Regions from separate parts of the Homo sapiens genome. Here region 1 is linked to region 2. The links are chromatin loops, found by intact Hi-C in ENCODE. Cell type or tissue: gastrocnemius medialis. All regions are shown on one strand. Links, peaks and the distances in the headings refer to the core of each region. The heading gives the core; the rest is flanking DNA.

Evidence for each region. Hi-C counts contacts between places; a loop is a spot of excess contacts. Peaks named below come from ENCODE experiments on the same cell type or tissue, not always from the same donor. Only the 100,000 strongest peaks of a DNase experiment are listed, where the experiment ranks them.
Region 1: a loop joins it to region 2, with 17 times the contacts of the local background. A loop is called at or near these places in 5 of 110 quality-filtered maps.

Annotation. Positions count from the first base shown.
Region 1 is chr6:36,993,908-37,002,583 of GRCh38, forward strand. No RefSeq gene overlaps it. Among named protein-coding and RNA genes, the nearest start is that of FGD2, 7.4 kb to the right of the region's middle. RefSeq lists enhancers at 3,716-4,339, 4,340-4,963. In gastrocnemius medialis, for the core only: no CTCF peak of the experiment used is centred there; DNase peaks (open chromatin) are centred at 4,254, 4,794 and 5,414; H3K27ac peaks cover 2,182 bases.
Region 2 is chr6:36,611,937-36,620,612 of GRCh38, forward strand. No RefSeq gene overlaps it. Among named protein-coding and RNA genes, the nearest start is that of MIR3925, 6.2 kb to the right of the region's middle. RefSeq lists a silencer at 1,222-1,422 and an enhancer at 3,129-3,178. In gastrocnemius medialis, for the core only: no CTCF peak of the experiment used is centred there; a DNase peak (open chromatin) is centred at 5,405; H3K27ac peaks cover 2,001 bases.

The DNA of each region.
Region 1 (8,676 bases), core at 3,498-5,997, 380 kb after region 2:
CCACGCCCAGCCAAATCTGGCCATCTTATTGTGCAAACATTATTCTTTAATTAAGGAAGAATATATTTTAATGTATTATTAAAATTTAACAATTTTAAGAATACATTTTCACATTTTAGTGGGCATCTGGGGGTTTTAAAGGGAAGGGACTGCACACATTCATGTAAATCCTAATGTAATCAGAAAAATGGACTACTCTCTTCACTGCTTCTCCACAACTCCTTGGCAAAGAGTCTGAATCCTTATAAGCAATGCTGTGCTGGTAAGCATGTAACAACGGGCTCTCTAGGGGGGAAAATGTTCTGGTTTACAGCACTTACCAATTCATCTGGTATAAATACTCTCGCCATGGCTGATTTCAAGCTGCTGATGTGATGTCACTGAGCATGAAGTTGGGAAGAGCTGGGCACAACTGAATTTTGCAAGCCAGTGTGAGCCAACTCTGGCACATCACTGCAACAACCCTTTATTTTGAAGGTTCAGGGATTCTTGGCAGAGCTGAGAATACATTAAACAGTGTCTTACTCTGGAGCAAATAGCCATTTCCTATTAGTCTGAATGTTAAGGATGATGTAAAGAAACTGACACTGCCCTAAAGTGATAATATGAGGCCGGGTGTGGTGGCTCACGCCTGTAATCCCAACACTTTGGGAGGCTGAGGTGGGCAGATCACTCGAGGTCAGGAGTTCGAGACCAGCCTGGCCAACATGGTGAAATCCTGCCTCTACTAAAAATACAAGACTTAGCTGGGTGTGATGGTGCATGCCTGTAATCCTAGCTACTTGGGAGGCTGAGGCAGGAGAATCACTTGAGCCTGGGAGGTGGAGGTTTCAGTGAGCTGAGATCACACCACTGCACTCCAGCCTGGATGACAGAGCGGGACTCCATCTCAAAAAAATAAAGAAATAAAGTGGTAATATGAAATACCCCACTGTGGGGTCAGCCTTGCCAGGTGTGGCAGTTTGGTTGAAGTTAGCAACCCATTCACAGGATCAGGATTTTTAAGAAAAAAAATATGGGTTATTTCATTTAAAATTCCTGAATCCTGATTTCTCCTGGGGAGAGCAAAGGGCAAAATCAGGCACCACAAGATCTGCATCCCTTCTTGGTAACAACAGGTTGTAACAGGGTAAAACCTGCCCCCATGAGAAGGGCATGGATTCTCCACCCATAGTATCCACGTCTTAACAATGCACCTGCTGCAAACTGGTACATTTTCTGTGTGATTCTAGTCATCATTTGAGTTTGCAAATCCTGGCTTAAACTGTGTCAACTGTGAGAGCTAGTTTGGGGTGTGTCTGTGTGAACAGTTAACTTTTGGGTGAGCTGAAGAATACCCATGCACACCCACAATTTCCCCAGTTGGAGGAATCAGACTTGGCATCTTGGGGTACTCATGCTCACTCTGGGTGCTCCATGGGACTTGGGACACAAAAGATCGCCACCCTCCAGCCAAGGCATTGCCTGGACCCCCGATTCCCAATCCTGGCTGAGCATTAGAATCACCAAAGGAGTTGGTTTCTTTGTTGTTGTTGTTATTGTTTTTAATTTTAAATAAGCCCGCTCCTCAGCCCAGAGAGTTGACTAAGCATCTCTGGGGACGAGGTCTTAACTAAAATGTTTGAGTAAGATTCTCCGGATGATTCCAATATGCTGGAGGGTTGGGCCGCACTGTTCCAGACAGAAAACAATGGCGTGCTCAGAGGCAAGGGCTAAAGTGACCAGGATGCTGGCTTGCATCTGGCTGGCATCTTGCAACCTGAGAGTGATGTTTCCCAGGTTGGGGGAGTCATAGACCCACAGAAGATAACACTTTCAAAGAGAGACCAAGGAAGGCCCTCCCCCTTTTAGGAAGGTACAATTTAAGGTGCCTTTTCCTTCAGATTAAGGGAAGAGTCACATGTAGCATCCAGTTTTAAGTTCGTTTCCCTCGCTAGGTTGTAATCCCTACCTCTAATAAAGGGGCAGGGCAGGAAGGGAAGTGTGGCTTGCCATACCTCAACCCCCACTGGGTACCAGGTAGAAGCTGCATCCTGTCCAGGAGACTTGAGCCTGCGGTTCAAGCAGAGACCAGAGGCAGCATGAGCCTCGGCTCACAGTGAAGCTGGGTGTCCTGGAGCCTCTGTCCTGTGAGAGCTTAGGAGAGAGAGAAAGCAAGAATTCTCCCGCAATTCCTTTGACCAGTATTCACCGAGCACCTACCACGTGCCAAGCACTGTTATAGATGCTGGGGAAAGAGCAGAGAACAAAATAGACAAAAGTGCCTGCCCCCATGGAGCTGATATTCCAGTGGGGAGACAGACAACAAATATAATAAATAAATCAATATCTCGGAAAGTGATACATGAGAAAAATTAAGCAGGGAAGGGACACTGGGAATGTGCGGTGCTGCTGCAGCTCAGGGAGTCTCCGGGGGAAGGGAAAGGCCAGTGAGATGGTGACATTTAAGCAAAGATTTGAAGGTGACCAGAGGGTGAGCCACGCAGATATCTCATGGAAGAGAGTTCCTTGTTTTGGGGTGTTTTGAGATATAATCTCACTCTGTTACCGAGGCTGGAGTGCAATGGCACAATCATAGCTCACTGCAACCTCAAACTCCTGGGCTCAAGCGATCTCCTACCTCGCTAAGTAGCTTGGACTACAGGTGCTGACCACCACACCCAGCTAATTTTTAAATTTTGTGCCAAGATGTCTCACTATGTTGCCCAGGCTGGTCTCGAACTCTTGGTCTCAAGTGATGTTCCTGCCTTGGCCTCTCAAGGTGCTGGAATTACAGGTGTGAGCCACTGTGACTGTAGAAAGACAGTTCTGGATAGGAGGAAGGACAAGAGCAAAGGCCCTGAGGTGGGAGTTTGGTGGGGTGGAGGGCAGAGAGGAAGCCATGGTCCTGGAGCCAAGAGAAAGGGGAGAGTGGCCTAGATGAGGTCAGGGAGTTGGACTTTGCAGGCCATTGGCTGTGGACATGGCAATCACACCCAGTAAGACACCAATCAGACCATCCTGATTCAGACTATCCCTAATGTCCTATAATCCCAGCACTTTGGGAGGCCGAGGCAGGTGGATCACCTGAGGTCAGGAGTTCAAGACCAGCCTGGCCAACGTGGTGAAACCCTGTCTCTACTAAAAATACAAAAATTAGCCAGATGTGGTAGCAGGTGCCTGTAATCCCAGCTACTTGGGAGGCTTTACAGCAGGAGAATTGTTTGAACCCGGGAGGCGGAGGTTGCAGTGAGCCGAGATTGCGCCACTGCACTCAAGCCTGAGCGACAGAGCGAGACTCTGTCTCAAAAAAAAAGACATATCCCTAATGTAGACCAGAAGAAGGGACCCTTGAAAAGAATGGGGAAACTGAGGCTAAAGTAGGGCCATCCAGCCAGCTTTCTTCCTGAATTGCCCTGCAGAGGACTGGGAATGTCTGGGGGTTCTTTTGTTTTGTTTTTTCTTTTGTTCCCTAGGAATCAGACGGAGGGAATGGGGCATGACAGAAGGGAGGGTGGCTCACTCACGTTGGAGCCCTGAGGCCACAACTGGTGGGAAACTGAGGTGCATTTGTCAGGTCAGAGGGCCCAGGCCCTGGGTTGGGGTTGGGGAACAGGGCCGGAGCTTGGCTTGATAGGAGCTGCTCCAAGGAAAGACCAAAAGCCAAACTCAGGGAAGGCAAGAGGCGGAGGAAAGAGAACCTTCCACAACCCCCTCCCGCATGCTGGAATGTGCTGCTCCCCACTCAGAAAGGATGTGTGGAGGGCCTACTGTTTGGCAGGCACTGTACTAACTTCTGGGGACCCAGAGACAAATGAGCCAAGGTCCTGCCCCTTCTGGATCTTGTGAGGACTGAGGCCTCGGATGGGATTTGGGTTTCATTTCTCCTTGTTTCCCAAGGTCCCAGCACAGGGGCTATTTGCTGAGAGCAAAGAAGGAAGGGACCTGGTGGGAGGAGGGGCGGGAACTCGGCAGCTCCTTGATGGGAGCAATGGGCTGTTAGTGGGCTCCTGTGTGGTTGTTACATAACAGCTCCCTGGAAGAAGGTACAAGAGGAGCCTAGTAACAAGATGCATTCATGCAGAAATCACAGGCAGAGAATAAGTCGTGCTATTGTGTGGGAAGATAGCGGAGAGGTAGCACAGGTGGGGGAATGGGTCGTGGGAGAAAGGTCGTCAGTGTGGAGGGCAGCGGGCTGGCTGTGCAGGAACAATGTGTTCCCTTTCTCCACTTGGAAACCTGTCAATTCTCTCCAAGCCACTCATGTTTCTGTGTGAGCGCTGTGAAGAACCAAGCAGTCAGGGCCTCGAGAAAGGCCTACAACTATTTGGATAGAGAAGGAGCCTGTCGCTGGGTGTGAGGCCCCTGCATGGTGGCTGAGTGCTTGCACTCTGGGTGCCTTCTCAGGCACAGCCTGGCACCACTCCTGGGCTCTGGCCTTGCTTTACTGGCTCCTTTCTGGTGCCTCCCTGCCCAGATCCCGGCCCTGGCTCTGCCAGGCCCCCTCTCCTCCCCTAGAAACACAATCCTTGCCTCTGCCGTCTCCCAGTGTCCCGGGGGCGTATCTCCTGCCAGCCTGCACATTCACTGTGGGTTCAGCCCGCCTGCGATTTCACTCTTGGTTTCCCTCCTTGGGCCCCACCTGATCTCTGCTTCTAGTGACCTTGAGTTCTTCCTGAATAGTGGGGTGGGTGCCAGGGCCTGGCACAAGCCTTGCCCAATCCTGGCACAAGCCTTGCCCAATCCTTGTGAATGCCAACTTTGAAACTAGATAGTTCACACGCTGAAGAAGAAAGAGCTGTTTATGTTCTTCACTGACGTCCTCTGGCCACCCACGTCAGGCCTGACACCCATCTGCCCCCCACGTCAGGCCTGACACCCCTTTGCTATCTGGGCTGTGCTCTCAGAGCGGATCCTCCTGGGCAGTGAGCCGCAAGGAGCCTGTATTGAGAGAGGTGGGTTTTGCCTCCCGGTATTCCTCACAGGGCTGAACCAACTCGGAATAATTCCACTCCTCAGGTTGACAGTAACATTTAGGAACACCCAGGCCACAGAGGGTCAGGGGCATATAGCAGGCAAAATATAGGGAGGTTCCTGGAAAAGGTGAAAGCGGGAAGGCCGGCGGGCCTTCCACAGAAGGGGCCAGCACCCTTCCAGAAGAAAGCCTCGGCAAAGGGTGGAATTTCCGGCAGAGGGACAGAGTGGAACAATTCTGGCTGCTTGGAGGAGGGGACAGATGAGACGAGTCTCCAAGGGAGCCCAGCTTTGTTCAGCTTCCTCCCTCCAAGCCAGGGATCGGAGGCCCTTGGCGCCCATCCCTCCCATCGGCAGTGTGGCCTCTGCCCACCATGTGACTACCCAGACAGCGCCCTCACTAGGGCCTTCCAAAAGCAGGGGGTGGGGGTGGGCAGGAGGAGGGGGTGAGGCGGAGACCGGGAGGGGTGGCAAGGGTCACGGCAGCCTCTGGCACAGGTTTCAGCTGGCTGCCTGCATCCTCTCTAGAGCCGCATCATCCCAGCTCACAGGCCTGTCTGTCACGGGCCATTAAGCCCTTGGCAGGTGCTGTGTGCTTGACTGAGGCTGGAGGTGGGATGGCTGGCAAGGGGGAGCCTGGGAACATGCCAGCCTGTCCCCTCCAGTCCTTGTCACCCTGAAGATAAATGCTCCTTTGGGGAGTCCTCACTGTCCCCGGAAAGGCTACACCTGGTGAACCCCTGCAGATTTGCTACACACACACCGTTCATACACACAATGCACACATACATACATGCACGTGCACACACGCCAACCTACACACACACCAGATACACACATGTCACATACACACCCCACAAATACACACATATACACTCATAGCATCCTGATCCTAAGTTGTGACACTTCCTCCCTGGCAGCCTCTAAATGCCCCTTCTGCTTTCCCAAAGTTGCCCCAAGAGGTCCTCTGGGCGCCTCCAGTCTACACACAAAGCCGCTCTGCATGCACCCCAGGGTAGAGATCCCTCGCCAGCCGAGTCCCCACCTGGCCCTGCAGTTCTGCTTGGGCATCCCTCCCTCACCCTCCCTCCCACCTTCCCCCATCTGAGCTGTAGGGAACTGAGCTCTTCCATCTTCCCTTGGGCTTGAAAGCAGAGAAGAGGAGAAAAAAAACAAGAGGTTTATTCATGCCAAAGACCCCAAGAGCCCTGAAATGGAGACATTGCCCCTGCTCAGAGGGAGATCTGTAGACTGGATCAGGGGTTACTCTGCTGAAAACGCTATACTCACTCCCCTAACCTTCTAAGCACCTCAGTTTGGCAGACAAAGCCTAGCAGGCCAGGCTTCCAGGACCCCTTCAGCTGCGGGTTCCACCATTTCCCAGGCCCTGGACACCCACGTGTGCGAGGCCCTGTGTTCTTCCCAGTCTAGCCATGGTAGCCATGGTCTCTCAAGCCCATATCCCTTTGCACATGCTGTTCCTTCTGCTTTGAATGCCCCTTCCTGTCTTGTCCACACAGAGTTAACTCATCCTTCATCCTTCATCTTTTTTTTTTTTTTTGAGACTCTGTCACCCAGGCTGGAGTGCAGTGGTGCAATCTCGGCTCACTGCAACCTCCGCCTCACAGGTTCAAGCAATTCTCCTGCCTCAGCGTCCTGAGTATGTGGGACTACAGGCACCTGCCACCACACCTTGCTTTTTTTTTTTTTTAATTTAATGGAGACGGGGTTTTACCATATTGGCCAGGCTGGTCTCAAACTCCTAACCTTGTGATCCGCCCGCCTCAGCCTCCCAAAGTGCTGGGATTACAGGTTTGAGCCACCGCACCCAGCCCATCCTTCATCTTTCATACTTCAAGTCACCTCTGCCACAAAGCCTTCTGATGACCCTTCTTTGGATGTTCATAACTCCCTTGTTCAAAGCTTTCATCACATCCTATTTTAGTGGTTAACAGGCCCATCTTCCTTATTAGAGTTTGAGCTAAAGGGCTGGGGACTGTGTTTTATCTACAACCTCTACTATGGTATTGACACATAGTAGGTGCTCAAGAAACACTTATCTACTGAATGCGTGACTTAATGAATAGGGCGGAAAAGACAAAATTAAACAGAGAGGAACACCAGGTCTCTGAGGAGGAAAATGAATTTCCAGCAGTAGGTATAAAGGAAGGCTTCCTGGAGGAAGTGAACCGGCTGTAGACAGACTGAAGACACTCTAGGCCAGGGATCCCGTAGCCTATTAGGAACTGGGCCGTACTGCAGGAGGTGAGTGGCGGGTGAGCATTACCACCTGAGTTCTGCCTCATGTCCCATCAGCAGTGGCATTAGATTCTCATAAGAGTGCGAATCCTATTGTGAACTGTGCATGTGAGGGATCTAGTTTGCTCACTCTTTATGAGAATCTAATTCCTGATGATCTGAGTGGAACAGTTTCATCCCAAAATCATCTCCCCACCCCCCGCAACCCCAGAAACCAGTCCCTCGTGCCAAAAAGGTTGGGGACCACTGCTCTAGGCAAAGGGAACTGATTGGTCAAGGCAGAGCGGAGCTATAGCAAAGGCTTCTCTCAAAAGTAAGAATGCTGGTAGCCAACAGTCACCGAGTACCTACTCAGTACCAGGCCTTACTCTAACCTCTTCTATATATTATTATCCCATTTAATCTTCATAACAACCACAGGAGGTTGGCAGTATAATTATCCCCATGTGGCAGAAGAGGAAAGTGAAGTTCTGTTACTGGTCCAAGGTGCTACAGAGAAGCAGAAGGACCGGGAGTGACACAATACAGAAGATGGAAGAGCTCAGTTCCCTGCAGCTCAGATGGGGGAAGGTGGGAGGGAGAGAGTGTGAGGGAGGGATGCCCAAGCCAGAACTGCAGGGATCCAATACAGAATACAGAATTTGACCTTATACAGTGTGGGAGCTTCTTAAAGAGTTAATGCTTCTGAGTCTAAAGTAAGCAGGGCAGGCAGTGGGGAGGAGAAGCCGGCAGGGAGGTAGGGGGAGCAAAGAGGAACTGAACTAGTCAGGAAGAGCTGGGACTCTGGAGGACGGACAGGTGGCCACCTCCAAGCCATCAACTTTGATGACACAGGTTATCTTTGTCCTGGAGCTAAGCATGCACCTGGCCCAGGAGCTGGACAAGCTGAAAAGGAAGATCAGTGGAGAAGCAACAGACCCACATCAACATGTATGATCTGCAACAGGGCTGGAGCTCTGCACTGACCCAGGAACAAAACAGGGCTGCTATATCCCCTCCTGCATCCATGGCTAACAGTAGTCCAGACCATGCAGGGAAGGGGATTCTGGGGCTGTGGCTCAGCGTGGCTCAGCTTAGCTCAGCCACAGTACCCGGCAGGTTTGGATCCCAACACAGATTAGGTGTGTGCAGGCAAGAAGTAGCTGAGAGTGTCAACCAGGAGGATCTTGATGGCTGCCCCAGTGAGTTTGAGATGACTTCAGTGCAATAATGGTGCTGGCTTTAGAGAGTTGTGTGTTGAGTTGGAAGCAAAGGTAGGCATCTACCTGGTGATATCCTGAAGGTGTTGGACATATCCACTGGGTAGAAGGGCAGGAAGAGGTACCAGTGGGACCTCCAGGATAAATTCTGAATTGGGTGGGAGGTGTGTGTGAATCAGGAGACCAGAAGGCCGAGGCTGAGTCTCAGGTGATGCCTGCAGGTACAGGCAGAAAGCCTGGCAGACTGTGAGGGGCCCAAGTCAGA
Region 2 (8,676 bases), core at 3,999-6,498:
ACAGCAACAACAAAAAAACAAAAAGTGCAAGGTGAAGCAGCAAGTGCTGATGTAGAAGCTGCAAGTTATCCAGAAGATCTACCTAAGATAATGGATGAAGGTGACTACACTAAACATTTTCATTGTAGAAAAAAGCCTTCCATTGGAACAAGATGCCATCTGGGACTTTCATAGCTAGAGAGGGGAAGCCAACGCCTGGTTTCAAAGCTTCAAAGGACAGTCTTACTCTTGATTTTTTGTTTTGCTTTTGGTACAGGCTCTTGCTCTGTGGCCCAGGCTGGAGTGTAGTGGCACAAACACGGCTCAACCTCCTGGGCTCAAGCGATTCTCCTGCCTCAGCTTCCCAAGTAGCTGGGACCACAGGCACGCGCCACCATGCTCAGCTGATTTGTAAAAATTTTTTTGTAGAGATTGGGTCTCACCATGTTGCCCAGGAGACCAGTCTGGTGAGACCCCATCTTTACAAACTCCTGAACTCCGCTGGGATTGCAGGCGTGGAGCTTCTATGCCCCGCCCAGGCTAACTCGTTGAGGACTGAGGCAGCTGGTGGAAGCCAATGCTCATTTATTGTTCTGAAATTCCCAAGACCCTTAATTGTGCTGAATTTACTCTGCCTGTGCCCTATAAATGGAACGAAGCCTGGGTGACAGCCCATCTGTTTATAGGATGGTTTACTGTTTTTTTTTCTTTTTTTCTTTTTTTTTCAGACAGGAGTCTTGCTCTGTCGCCCAGGCTGGAGTGCGGTGGTGCTATCTCGGCTCACTGCAACCTCTGCCTCCCAGGTTCAAGCGATTCTCCTGCCTCAGCCTCCCAAGTAGCTGGGATTACAGGCGCTTGCCACCACGCCCGACTAATTTTTTGTATTTTTAGTAGAGGTGAGGTTTCACCGTGTTGGCCAGGCTGGTCTTGAACTCCTGACCTCAAGTGATCGCCTGCCTCAGCCTTCCAAAGTGCTAGGATTACAGGTGTCAGCCACCGTGCCCAGCCAGGTTTACTGAATATTTTAAGCCTACTATTGAGACCTGCTCAAAAAAGATTTCTTTCAAAATATTACTGCTCATTTACAATACACCTGGTTACCCAAGAGCTCTGCTGGAGATGTACAGGGAGATTAGTAGTTTCATACCTGCAAACACAACATCCACTCTGCAGCCGGTGGATCAAGGAGTCATTTCAGCTTTCACGTCTTATTAAGAAATACATTTCATAAGGCTATACTGCTATAGATATTTATTCCTCTGATGGATCTGGGCAAAGTAAATTGAAAATCTTTTGGAAAGGATTCACTGCTTTACATGTCATTAACGACACATGCGATTCATGGGAGGTGGTCAAAATATCAACATTAGCAGTTTGGAAGAAGTTGATTCCAACCCACATGGATGACTGAGGGGTTTGAGACTGCAGTGGAGGAAGTAATGACAGATGTGGTGGAAAAAACAGCAAGAGAACTAAAAACGGAGCGTAGAGATGTGACGGAATTGCTGTAATCTCATGATAAAACTTGAACGAATGAAGACTTGTTTCAATGGATGAGCAAAGAGTGGTTTCTTGAGATGGAATCTATTGCTGAAGGTGCTGCACACATTGTTGAAATGACAACAAAAGATTTGGAATATTGCATAAACTTAGTTGAAAAAGCAATGGCAGAGTTTCAGAGCATTGACTCCAACTTTGAAAGAAGTTCTACTGTGGGCAAAATGCTATCATATAGCATCAGATACTACAGAGACATCTTGTGAAAACAAGAGTCAGTTAATGCGGCAAACCTCATTATTGTCTTATTTTAAGAAATTGCCACAGCCACTCCAGCCTTCAGCGACCACAATCCTGATCAGTCAGCAGCCATCAACACTGAGGGAAGACCCTCCACCAGCAAGGTTATGTGGCTGAAGGCTTATATGATTGTAAGCATTCCTGGGCTTAAGTGATCCTCCTGCCTCAGCCTCCTGAATAGCTGGGACTACAGGCCCACACAACTATGCCTGGCTAATTTTTTTTTTTTTTTTTTTGAGACAGAGTCTCATTCTGTCACCCAGGCTGGAGTGCAGTGGTGCGATCTTGGCTCACTGCAACCTCTGCCTCCTGGATTCAAGTGATTCTCCTGCCTCAGCCTCCCGAGTGGCTGGGATTATAGGCAGCCACCACCATGCCCTGCTAATTTTTGTATTTTTAGTAGAAATAGGGTTTCACCATGTTGGCCAGGCTGGTCTCGAACTCCTGACCTCAGGTAATCCGCCTGCCTCGGCCTTCCAAAGTGTTGGGATTACAGGCGTGAGCCACTGCGTCTGGCCTGTATTTTTTTAGAGATGAGATCTTACCATGTTGCCCAGACTGGTCTCAAACTCTTGGGCTCAAGCCATCCACTTGTTTCGGCCTCTCAAAGTGCTGGGATTACAGGCATGAGCCACCATGCCCAGCCCCTGTACATTTTTAAATACATAATGCTTTTGCACACTTACAGTACAATGTAAACATAACTTTTATATACACTGGGAAACAAATTGTGTGACCTGCTTTATTGACATGGTCTGGAACTGAACCCATATATATCTGAGGTATGTCTATATGTGAAATGTGCACATAATGTTTTCTTGTGCTAAGTTCCCCAGCTTTTGAATTTTTATTTTTTTTTTAGATGGAATCTCCATCACCTGGGCTGGAGTGCAATGGCGCGATCTTGGCTCGCTGCAACCTCTGCCTCCTGGGTTCCAGTGATTCTCCAGCCTCAGCCTCCCGAGTAGCTGAGATTACAGGCACCTGCCACCAAGCCTAGCTAATTTTTTTTGTATTTTTAGTAGAGACGGGGTTTCACCATGTTGGCCAGGCTGATCTTGAACTCCTGACCTCAGGTGATTTCACCTGCCTCAGCTTCCCAAAGTGCTGGGATTACAGGCGTGAGCCACCGTGCCCAGCCAGGTTTCGAAAAATTTAAAGCACTTTTTATATTTTATACCTGTAATGGATTCAGTCCTGTGGGCATGGGCAATTCTTTGTGTGCCAGACATTTAATATCTCTGTCCTCTTCACCCTACAGCCAGTTAACCTCCCTGGCCAGTGTGACAGTCATTAAAAAAAAAAAAAATTGGCTGGGCGCACTGGCTCATGCCTGTAATCTCAGCACTTGGGCTGAGAGGCAGAGGTGGGAGGATTGCTTGAGCTCAGGAGTCAGTCTGGGCAACATAGCAAGACCTTGTCTCTACTAAAAATAAAAAATTAGCCGGGTGTGGTAGCACGTGCCTGTTGTCCCAGCTACTCTGGAGGCTGAGGTGAGAGGATCGCTTGAGTCTGAGAAATTGAGGTTGCAGTGAGCCGTGATTGCATCACTGCGCTCCAGCCTGGGGGACAGGAGTCTAAAAAAAAAAAAAAAGAAAAAAAAATGCCCAGCTACCCACTAGGAGGCAGTACTGCACCATCGAGAATGGGCCAGACTTTTTGCCTGAGGTTGCACATCTCTTCAGGGAATTGAGTCTGCACTGACTTTTCCACCATGACAATAATAACACATTAACAAAGATAATCATAACAGTAATTACTGATCCTTGAGCTTTATGTATCAGCATTTTGCTAAACATTTTACATATACATACTACCTACTCACTTAAACCTAACCACTTGAGGGAGGCTCTGTTACCCTATTTTGAAACCAAGGCTTAGATCCAAGACCCATGTTAAGTGCTTTGTGAGGAAGGGGTTTTACTGAAGTGCTGAAAGAATGGGATTTGGATAGGAAGTTGGATATATGAAGAGCCAAGTGCATAAAAACAAAGGCAGGAAACTAAAAGGTTCCATGTTGACAGGTTTAAAACCCTATGAATTTGTTCAGAGCTTTAGAATGGTAGGTAGACTAGTAGAATGTCAGAGCTACAGGGACCTTAGAGATTATCAGGGATGGTGATTTCCTTTTTCTTTTTCTTTTTTTTTTTTTTTTTTTGAGACTGAGTCTCACTTTATTTCCCAGGCTGAAGTAGAGTGATGTGATCTCGGCTCACTGCAACCTCCGCCTCCCGGGTTCAAGCAATTCTCGTGCCTCAGCCTCCTGAATAACTGGGATTATGGGCGCCTGCCACCACGCCTGGCTAATTTTTATTTTTTATTTATTTATTTTTTTTGAGACGGAGTCTTGCTCTGTCGCCCAGGTTGGAGTGCAGTGGCGCGATCTCAGCTCACTGCAAGCTCTGTCTCCCGGGTTCACGCCATTCTCCTGCTTCAGCCTCCTGAGTAGCTGGGACTACAGGCATCCGCCACCACGCCCGGCTAATTTTTTGTATTTTTAGTAGAGATGGGGTTTCACCGTGTTAGCCAGGATGGTCTCGATCTCCTTGACCTTATGATCTGCCTGCCTTGGCCTCCCAAAGTGCTGGAATTACAAGCGTGAGCCACTGCGCCCGGCCAATTTTTGCTTTTTTAGTACAGACAGGGTTTCACCATGTTGGCCAGGCTGGTCGGGAACTCCTGACCTCAGGTGATCTGCCTGTCTCGGCCTCCTAAAGTGTTGGGATTACAGGCGTGAGCCACCATGCCCAGCCAGGGATGGTGATTTTCAAACTTTAAACATAGTTAAAGTTTTTGGAATGAAATCTTATGTAGAATACAGAAAACAGCTAAAAATGGTATAGCTATAAAAAGTATAGGTTCTAATAATATTGGCTCATAAAGACAAGAGAAATCCAATTTCCTTCTGTTATTTTGGTTGAATAGAGAAGTGCAAATGGTAACATTTTTTAACACTTTATTTTGCAATCCCCGAGGTGACAGGATAGGAAGGTCCATCCCATAAACAACCTAGAAGCACAGACGTCAGAAGAACATCACCCCAACATGTTTATAGGCATTTGGTTGAATAGGTTTTATGTGGGGGAAAAAACAGAAAACTTAAAAATTGTTAGACCTGTATATATTTTCAACTCAACCAAGTGCCTGTGAGCCCTCTGCAGCCATAGTGGGAAAAGTCCTTATACTGCCCACACCTTCATGCTACAGATGAAGAGCCTGAGGCCCAGGGAGGAGGAGGGGGTGGCTGAGACTCAGGGAGCCTAGGGGGGCCATCTCCAGGGGCTCGGCCTCCTGCCACCCCATCCGGTGCCCTTTCTGAGTGACCAGTCATGACATCTGGTATGGCAGTGTGCTGGAGCCTGGCTGTTCAACCCCTCACCCTGAGAGGGCTCTGGCCACTTGCCCATCTCCCTGGCAGATAAAGCCTCAGACAGATGGCAAACAGTACTTGGCTCCAGGAATCAATTCAGGTCTGATTCACCAGTGGTTTGTGCCCGAGCCAGCGCCACAGGCTGTCTCCTTTCCCCTGTTCTATCACTCACTACCCTCACTGTGGCCAGGTTGGGACTCTTGAGCAACAGGCAGATACCTGTGATCTTGAGAATTGCACTGACTCTTTTGAGGGTTTTCCAGGCCACAGCAGGACTTGTCTGCCTCATTCCTCTGGGCAGCTCAGAGCATTACCCCATCAGCTGCAGTTTCAGTATCAGGGTGGGGCAGTGGTGTGGGGTGGGGCACCGTGTTACTAGGACTAGCCCTGTTGGCTGCAGACACATTGGCAACAGGTGGTGGCTCAGGGGCACAGAACAGGTGGACTACACATCTCCAGGATGAAGTGTCATTTATTGGCATTTGCCTTTTGAAAGAAGCAATCTACTTATAAATGGCAGGACCCTTTTTATTTTCTTTTTTGAGAAAAGCATTTTATTAAATCCATATTTGGAGATATGTTTTAGCAAAGTATAATTAGCATTTTTTGTTTAGAGGATGAATTGTGTTGCTACTCAATAGAAGGAGAATATGGCATACAAACAATGCTTTTATGCAGAAACATGTGTTTTTGTTTTTGAGACAGAGTCTTGCTCTGTTGCCCAGGCTGGAGTGCAGTGGCGCAATCTCGGCTCACCTCTGCCTCCTGGGTTCAAGTGATCCTCCTGCCTTAGTCTCTCAAGTAGCTGGGACTACAGGCATGTGCCACCACGCCCAATTTTTGTATTTTTAGTAGAGAGGGTTTTGACATGTTGCCCGGGCTGGTCTCGAACTCCTGACTTCAAGTGATCCACCCACCTTGGCCTCCCAAAGTGCTGAGATTACAGGCGTGAACCACCGCGCCCAGCAGCAGAAACATGTTTTAAAAGTACATTCAGGCTGGGCGTGGTGGCTCATGCCTGTAATCCCAGCACTTTGGGAGGCCAAGGTGGGCGGATCACGAGAGGTCAGGAGATCGAGACCATCTTGGCTAACATGGTGAAAACCTGCCTCTACTAAAAATACAAAAAATTAGCCGGGCGTGGTGGTGGGCGCCTGTAGTCCCAGTACTCGGGAGGCTGAGGCAGGATAATGGCGTGAACCCGGGAGGCGGAGCTTGCAGTTAACTAAGATCACGCCACTGCACTCCAGCCTGGGAGACAGACGGAGACTCTGTCTCAAAAAAAATAAAATAAAAAAGGACGTTCATACACTTAAGCTTTTCTGACTGGACACGATGCTGCTATTTAATAATAAACTTTTTTGATCTTAAAAGAATCCAGAGCAGGTCCCCCAGGAGCAGGTTCGTGGCGTATCACCAGTGGGGAAGGCTTTTCTCAGAGGCTCTGAGGCAGTGTCTCAAGAAAGGGGGGAGGCTCCGCTTTCTCAGAGTTGCAGTGCTCACCTTGCTGCTGCTGCCACACATCTGTATGCGCCTTCCTGGTACATCACCATCACCACAGGCTCTCATGATAGTGAGGGCTTGACTCCTTCGGGAACCTCAGTCTCCCCAGCTGGAAGTAGGAGCCATAATGCCTCCCTTTCAGGCTTGTTGGGACAAAGAGATGAGGTCACATAGGTGAAGCATCAGCAACTGTGCCTGGCACAGAGGAGGCCCTGAAAGTTGCCAAGCTCAGCGTTTTCCTTCACATCAGCTCTGCTCCACCCCCTTTAATTACTCACTTTTATAATAATTCAAAGGTAACCCATGACCATGGTAGAAAAATTAGCACATATAAGCAAAAAAAGGGAAAAAAGTGATTCAATAGCTTCTGGTTTTTCTAGCCTTTTTCTTTATTCTGGGTGCTTGGTATGGGAAGTTTCTTCATTTGTGTTTAGAGGGTTTTGTAGAGATGATATCATGGTCCCACTTTGCAAACGAGACAATTGAATTCCAGAAAGAGGAAGTGCCTTCCCCAAGGTCATGCAGATAAGGTTAAGCTGGGTTGAAACCCACAGCTTGAGTCCAAGCCCAGCACCAGAATATCAGGACCACAGAGGCATTGCACACAGGTGGGTCACAGATACCTGTCCCTGAAAAGCTCATGATACGGTATTTTCCTTGAAGGACTTAAACATTCCCCACTGAAAACATCCTGCTTTGTGACTTGCCCCATCCTGAAGTCCTGGGAGTGGACAGTTTGTGAATAAACCACCTGACTAGGTGAGGGCTGTCGGCTCCTGAGTTTTGCTCCCCCAGAGACACTGAGTATGCACCATCCGTGGGCTTGCCAGCATGAAAGTGCTATCATTGTGGGCTTTCCCTTCACATTTTTTTTTTTTTTTTTGAGACAAGGTCTTGCTCTGTCACCCAGGCTGGAGTGCAGTGGTGCGATCTTGGCTCACTGCAACCTCTGCCTCCTGAGTTCAAGTGATTCTCCTGCCTCAGCTTCCCAATAAGCTGAGATTACAGGTGCGTGCCACCATGCTCGGCTAATTTTTGTATTTTTATTAGAGACAGGGTTTGGCTATGTTGCTAAAGGCTGGTCTCGAACTCCTAGCCTCAAGTGATCTGCCCGCCTTGGCCTCCCAAAGTGCTGGGATTATAGGCATGAGCCCGGCCTCCCCTCACTTTAAAGGATGCTCCTTACCTGTTTTTGCTTTCTTCTGGTCTTTCCTGTGGCAACTGTTGTGGGGTTCCCAGCAAATATTTCAGTTTTTTCCTAAAAGAAGTAAGCGTGCACATTTCACTGGCTAAAGTACACTCTTGTGTTAAAATTCTGCATTGAAAATGGGTGAAGTCACCCTGGCAACATGGCAAAACTGCATTTTTACAAAAAATACAAAAATTAAGGCCAGGTGTGGTGGCTCACGTCTGTAATCCCAGCACTTTGGGAGGCCGAGGCAGGCAGATCACTTGAGGCCAGACATTCGAGACCAGCCTGGCCAACATGGCGAAACCCTGTCTCTGCTAAAAATACAAAAATTAGCCAGGCATGGCTGGGTGCGGTGGCTCATGCCTGTAATCCCAGCACTTTGGGAGGCTGAGGAGGACAGATCATGAGGTCAGGAGTTCAAGACCAGCCTGACCAATATGGTGAAACCCCGTCTCTACTAAAAATACAAAAATTAGCTGGGTGTGGTGGCACGCACCTGTCGTCCCAGCTACTTGGGAGGCTGAGGCAGGAGAATCGCTTGAACCCGGGAGGCAGAGGTTGCAGTGAGCCGAGATCACGCCAATGCGCTCCAGCCTGGGTGACAGAGCAAGACTCCATCTCAAAAAAAAAACCAAAAAAACAAAAAAGCTGCGTGGTGGTGCACGCTTGTAATCCCAGCCGCTTGGAAGGCTGAGGCACAAGAATCACTTGAGCCTGGAAGGTCAAGGCTGCAGTGAGCTGTGATGGCGCCACTGCACTCCAGCCTGAGTGAAGGGCAAGACCCTGTCTCAAACAAACAAACAAAAATCAAAGGATGAAGTCACGTAGATTTTGG